2 separate regions of the Homo sapiens genome follow, and region 1 is linked to region 2. Evidence: chromatin contacts called from ENCODE Hi-C data. All regions are on one chromosome and are shown on one strand. Each heading gives the region's core, a stretch centred on a gene start or an enhancer-like site at or near the end of the contact. The rest is flanking DNA. Distances are from core to core; before and after follow the strand shown.

The links. A loop is a pair of places that touch in the nucleus more often than their neighbours do. Pooled maps may share reads with other maps.
Region 1: a map of CD4-positive, alpha-beta memory T cell shows a loop between it and region 2 (22-fold over the local background). The contact joins the promoter of EXOC8 here to the promoter of IBA57-DT in region 2. A Hi-C loop is called at or near these places in 1 of 168 maps with a recorded cell type or tissue (CD4-positive, alpha-beta memory T cell), 1 of 37 single-sample maps with no recorded cell type and 6 of 50 pooled maps.

The regions. Positions count from the first base shown.
Region 1 is chr1:231,336,264-231,339,144 of GRCh38, forward strand. EXOC8 (exocyst complex component 8) reads right to left here and starts at 1,589. Exons shown (of 1, transcript NM_175876.5): 1 at 1-1,589. The coding sequence starts at 1,482. SPRTN (SprT-like N-terminal domain) reads left to right here and starts at 2,030. Exons shown (of 5, transcript NM_032018.7): 1 at 2,030-2,341. The coding sequence starts at 2,121. RefSeq lists enhancers at 891-1,766, 1,314-1,363, 1,404-1,463, 1,767-2,641, 2,044-2,243 and 1 more and a silencer at 1,024-1,193.
Region 2 is chr1:228,163,830-228,166,855 of GRCh38, forward strand. It overlaps IBA57-DT (IBA57 divergent transcript), which reads right to left and starts at 1,683. Exons shown (of 2, transcript NR_103540.1): 1 at 1,645-1,683; 2 at 257-663. It overlaps IBA57 (iron-sulfur cluster assembly factor IBA57), which reads left to right and starts at 1,975. Exons shown (of 3, transcript NM_001010867.4): 1 at 1,975-2,328. The coding sequence starts at 1,988. It overlaps LOC124904534 (a long non-coding RNA gene), which reads left to right. Exons shown (of 2, transcript XR_007066913.1): 2 at 321-1,353. RefSeq lists an enhancer at 1,560-2,462 and a silencer at 1,567-2,606.

The DNA of each region.
Region 1 (2,881 bases), core at 339-2,838, 3.2 Mb after region 2:
TCTTGCCCAGACCACAAAGGCAGAGTAGCAGCCGCTGTCAGTGCCTGCAAAATCGATCTCAAATTCTCTTGCAGTCTCGAGAAGGCTGGTAAAGAAGACATGGCACAGCTTATGAATATAGAGTAAAGTGGCACCTTCGATGCGAAGCTGACGAATTGCAGTATGAACAGCGGCTGCCCTGTTTCTCAAAAATAGCTCACAGGCCTTCGTGCACTGGCCCAGCCGGATCAGTTGCGAAACTGCTCTGCGAGTAGCCTTCGGACCACCTCTCAGGGAACGATCTGGGGAGAGTTCGAAAACTAGCACCTCAGTGAGCTGTCGAACTCGCTCCTCCACTTTGGCCCTTAGTTCTTTTACAGGAGGTGGGCTAGGTTTATCTTCCAGGTAATGGTTCAATTTATCCAGCAGGTCAACCGCCCCTTCAAAGTCTCTCTGCGCAATGCAGACATCCAGGTCTTCAGGTAACTCCTGGATCCATTCCATGGAGAGGTCCACCTTCTCTTCCTCTACCTCAGGAACAGCTGGTTCTTCTTCTTCGTCATCCTCAAATGGGTTAGTGGCCTTGGAAGTCACTTGGGGTGGCCCTCGAGGGGCCGCTGCCTCCTCCTGCTCCCTTCGCCTTTTCTCACTGAGGGCCCTCTTGGTGTCCTCCAGCACTTCCAGCCACTCTCGTTTGATTTTAGCATTTTCGGCCTGGAAAATACGGCTCTCGGGGAACATAAGCAGCTTGAACATGTCCTTCATGGGCGGGTTGTCCTTGACATTGACTACGGCCAAACCATCTAGGGAATAGAGAGCGTTGTAGCGATACATCCCACGCCGCTGAGGCAGCCAGGTAGCCACCAACAAGCAATCGTTCATGAGAAAGCCGTGCACCCGCTGCAGTTGGGCCATGTGGTCCGCATCGTATTCCACTAGGTCCCCATTGTACACCAAGTACTGTCCCGGCGTCTCCAGCAGATGCCTGCAGCCTTCCACCTTCTCAAGCAGGGTGGTGAGAGTGCGCTGCTTTCCTTCCTCGCCTGGACCGGAGCCGTCGCGGGAGGCACCCCCGGGGGTGGAGAAAAAGCCGGCCTGGCCTCGGAGGTGGTCTCGGCCCCCCGCCCCACCGACTCCCTCCTCCCCTCCAGAGGCGGCGGCGGCTCCGGCGGCAGCAGCGGCAGGCAGCAACGTAAGCGGGATGCTCTCCAGGCTGCTTTTCTGCTCGGTCAGCAAATGGCTGAGCTGGTACATCTCGCTCTCCAGGTAGGAGATCTCGCGGGCCGTCTCTATGAACTGCCGGTAGTTCTGGTAGACGTTGCGCTTCAGGTTCTGCGCCGTCTCCTCCGCCAGCGCCTGGATGCGCTGCCGGTGCTCCTGGAGGTCCCGGTCCCCATCCGACTGCTGCGAGAGCTGCTTCACGTACAGCCGCGCCTCAAAACCCCCTGACTCCAGCTGCCGACGCAGGCGGCTCGCCCCACTGTCCGACATCGCCATCGCCATTTCTCTCCGGGTCTCACGCACTCACTGTCACTATCGGCGCCGCAGCCGCCGCGGCTGTCTAGACCCACCCAAGGCCAACCGAGCTCCTGGGCTGAGGAAGCAGGAATGGGAACGAGACGAGTACGCCTGCGCCGGGTCTGAGCGTCAGACACTGCGCCTGCGCAAGTGGGCCGAGCGCAGACATTGCGCCTGCGCAGCAATGCCATCGGTTAAAGCGCATGCGCAAGATGAGCTATTGCGGAAGTGAGGGGAGGGAGAGGCCGAGAGAAATTTCGGTACTGCGCATGAACCGAGCGTGACGTTGAGGTTTGAAATAACCGGCAAAGAGTAAAGGCTGAAACTAGCTTCCTGAAAGCTTCGTAGGGCCCGAGCCCTGTGAGCCCAGGTTCTGCGCCCACTAGGAGGTGTCATGCTGACTGCTTTTTTTAAAGCCCTAGAATCTTGGCTTCGGCGTTTGGGGTAAGCTCCGTTCTCGTTCTCAAGCGCGTTTCCGCGAACTCTCGCGGGATTGACGGGCCGTCTCGAGAGCCGGCATCTCCTAGGAGCTAGTCCTGGTCCTCGGCTAGGCGGCTTGGGGTCGCGGCGTAACTGGGGAGCCAGCCTGACGCCGGCGGACCCCGCCTGTGATCCTGGCAACGATGGATGATGACTTGATGTTGGCACTGCGGCTTCAGGAGGAGTGGAACTTGCAGGAGGCGGAGCGCGATCATGCCCAGGAGTCCCTGTCGCTAGTGGACGCGTCGTGGGAGTTGGTGGACCCCACACCGGACTTGCAGGCACTGTTTGTTCAGTTTAACGACCAATTCTTCTGGGGCCAGCTGGAGGCCGTCGAGGTGAAGTGGAGCGTGCGAATGACCCTGTGAGTTCCGAGCCCCGCTGGGGAAAGAGGCGGGACTGGCAGCTTTCCTGCAGCCCCCGGCCCTGGTTTTCTCTCCTTTCTCTAGTCCGACGGTCCCAGGGGGCGTTAAATGAGGGGAGTCTGGTTTTGGACCTGGCAATTCCTGCCTCGGCGTGTTTCTGTCTTCCTTACCTTTTCTCCCACTCGAACAATAAGAAAGCTGTGTAGACCACACCGCCACGGTTGGACTCAGGGCCGTAACAAAAAAGAGATTTTTATTTGAATCTCACTTCACTTGAAAATAACAAGTTCCTGATTTGCCTTATGATAGTGCTGTAGGACCCAGAAGGGAGAAGCAACCAAATCTGCACCTAAGAAAGTGCTGAGGACGCAGAGTAACTGCCAAAGGATGTGTGTTCTCCTCCTCTATTCCCGTTAGGAAACCCACTTTAGTTAGCTCGTGTGTTGCATTGGGGATCTTCAGTGATGCTTTTAAAACGATTCTTTTTCTACACGCTAAATTTCAGAAATCCCTATTTGAAATAATAATCTACTCCTGCA
Region 2 (3,026 bases), core at 433-2,932:
TATCTCACCCTCGATGACATCCAACCAGGTCCCTCATCCTCCACCATCACCTGGTGACGTCTGATCACCCTGCCTGCCTAGAGCAAGGACCCTGTGAGGTGGGTTTAGCCAGACCCCTCAGCCCTGATGTCTCCTTAGTCATTCCCACCCACAGACCCCACGCTGCTCCTCGGCTTCTCCACCCTCTGCCCTGCTGTGTTGGGGTTGAGCTCCATCTCCCCCAAGGCCGCCAGGCAGGGCCCCACACCACATGATGCGCCTTGGTGCAGTCTTCCTCACTGATGTTACTACGCATCATGAGGAATTTTTTTATTCAACAGATACAAAGACCTCTGCTTGCTGGGACTCTGCACCATAAGGACACATTGAGTAAGTCTTCTTTGGTGCTTTGAGTGGAGGGCAGTGGAGAGGGGAATGTCAACAGGGTGCATGGGCCCCAGGAGGCCAGCAAGGCAGGGATGGCTTGGACCAGGGCAGTCAGACTCTAGGGCTGAAGGCTGCTGGGGCCACCTTGTAGATGTGTCACCTACTACCAGGGAAAGTGGCCACTGTACAGGGCTGCTCAGCAGGGGGTATGGGACATCACTCCTCGAGAAAGCACGGTGGGGTGGATATGTCATAGCAGTGTGTGGTTCCTGCCTAAATTGTCCTCTGTGAGTTCAGCTGTGAAGAGAGGACGAGAGTTATTGGAAGGACGTCCTGTGGTCTGGAAGGACGTCCTGTGGGAGGACAGGCTGGGCTCCAGGGGAGCTTGGAATCCTGCACTGAAGAGGACTATAGACACATGATGGGGGTGACCCTGGCCTGAAAAAAGCAGAAGTTACCAAGGATGTGATTTGAAGCTGTGATTGTGTCTCATCATGTCACACTGATTAGGGGTGCGGAGGGGTTGTGGGCTGGATGGTGCCTGTCCTTATCCGTGGAGACACTTGGGGATGGAGCCTCCTGCCACCTGCAGCTGAAGTCCCAATGGTCCAGCAAATGAAAAAAATGACACAACAGCCACACGTGGACGCTGGCGAACTGGTAGGAAAGAGGAAGCGGCCGGGTGCGGTAGCTCACGCCTGTAATCCCAGCACTTTGGGAGGCCAAAGCCGGTGAATCGCTTGAGCCTAGGAGTTTGAGACCAGCCTGGACAACATGGGGAGACCATTTCTACAAAAAAAATACAAAAATTAGCTGGTGTGGTGGCTAGCGCCTGTAGTTCCAGCTACTCAAGAGGCTGAGGAGGGAGGACTGCCTGAGCTCTGGAGCTTGAGGCCAGCCTGGGCAACATAACCAAGACCCTGTCTTTACAAAAAATAAAAATAAAAATAAAAATAAAAATAAAATGCTGATACATGCTAGACCGTGGATGGACTTTGAGAATACTATGCTGAGTGAAATAAGCCGTCGCAAACGACAAATCCCGTAGGATTCTGCTCCTGTGAGGTCCCTAGAGGAGGCACGCTCATGGAGCCAGAAGGTACAATGGGAGCTCCAGGGCCTCGGGAGTGGGTGTTTAACAGGGAGTTTCAGGTTGGGAGGATGAAGAGGTTCTCGAGATGAGTGACGGTGCCCGACATGGGTGGGTGAAAACGAGGAAGGCCACCGAATGGGACATGGGATGGCGCTTAAGAGGCCGGCAGAAACCTCGTTACCTACCGAGGGTGGAGCCTGCGTGCTGACGGATAGGCCGAGTCCCCGCCCCGAAACACACCCCGCGCACGATGCTCCGCCCCACACGCATGCCCCACCCACCCAGCAGGCACGCTCGCCCCGCCCGCCCCTTCCAGCTCGGGAGGCCCTGCTCCTCACGCACGCACTCTCAGTCGGCCTCAACCGGCGCTGCTCCGCCCCTCAGGCACGCACGTTCCGTTCACCCCTCACGCACGCACTCTGCGCCCGCCCCTTCCCGCCTCCCTCCGGCGGCCACCGCCAGGGGCCGCTGTGGCACCCGCCCCTCCCGCTTCCTTGGGCCCTTCCCGCTGCCCCACTCTTGTCCAAGATGGCGACCGCGGCGCTGCTTCGAGGCGCCACTCCGGGGCGCGGCGGCCCGGTCTGGCGCTGGCGGCTGCGCGCGGCCCCAAGGTGCCGCCTGGCCCACAGCTCCTGCAGTCCTGGTGGCGACCCAACGGCCGGAGCGGCCTGGGCCTGCTTCCGGCTGGACGGGCGCACCCTGCTGCGCGTGCGTGGCCCCGACGCGGCGCCCTTCCTGCTAGGGCTGCTGACCAATGAACTGCCGCTTCCGAGTCCTGCGGCCGCGGGGGCCCCGCCTGCTGCGCGCGCGGGCTACGCCCACTTCCTGAACGTGCAGGGCCGGACGCTCTATGACGTCATCTTGTACGGGTGAGCGCGTGCTGGGAGGGCGCTCGGGGGCGGGCACCCAGGGGAGTGGCCAGGGACCGGCACCCAGGGACAGGGCGGGCGCCCGGGGCCTGCAGAGGGCGTGGGGGGTGGGCACCCGGGGAGGGCCGGGATGGGGTGGAAGCTCAAGGGTGGGTGGGCCAGCGACTGGCACTCAGGGTCAGGCACCCAGGAGATTCCACTTGGGATGGACACCCAGGGGAAGCTCACCCAGGGCCCAGCACCCGGGGGAGGGCACCCAGAGGAGGGCTTGGCTCAACACCCAGGGATGGGTCAGCGACTCATCCAGGGGAGGCCTGGGGGCCAGCCCACCATATCAGAGCAGAGGCGTCTCTAGGTGGGCACCTCCCAAGTGGGCCATCTGGTGACCCTTCTCCCTCCGCAGGGACAAGGGGTTCAGGGGCCCCGCCTGGTGGCAGAGCTGTGTTTCTGAGTGACAGCTTGTGGTGACACTCCCGAGTTCTGTTTACCTTGTGTTTCCCTGTGTCTCCCCATAGCTGGTCACATTGGCATTTGGCTCAGTCATCTGTGCTGACATCACGACTGTCAGTGATGTTCATGCCGGGTCAGGGCCTTGACTGCTTACAGCCTTGGGTTTCCCTTGCCCAGCTTCCAGGGACCTGGATCCCTGAAACCTCCGCCCGGTGGAGTGGATCTGGTTCGCGGCCGCCTGCCTGCTG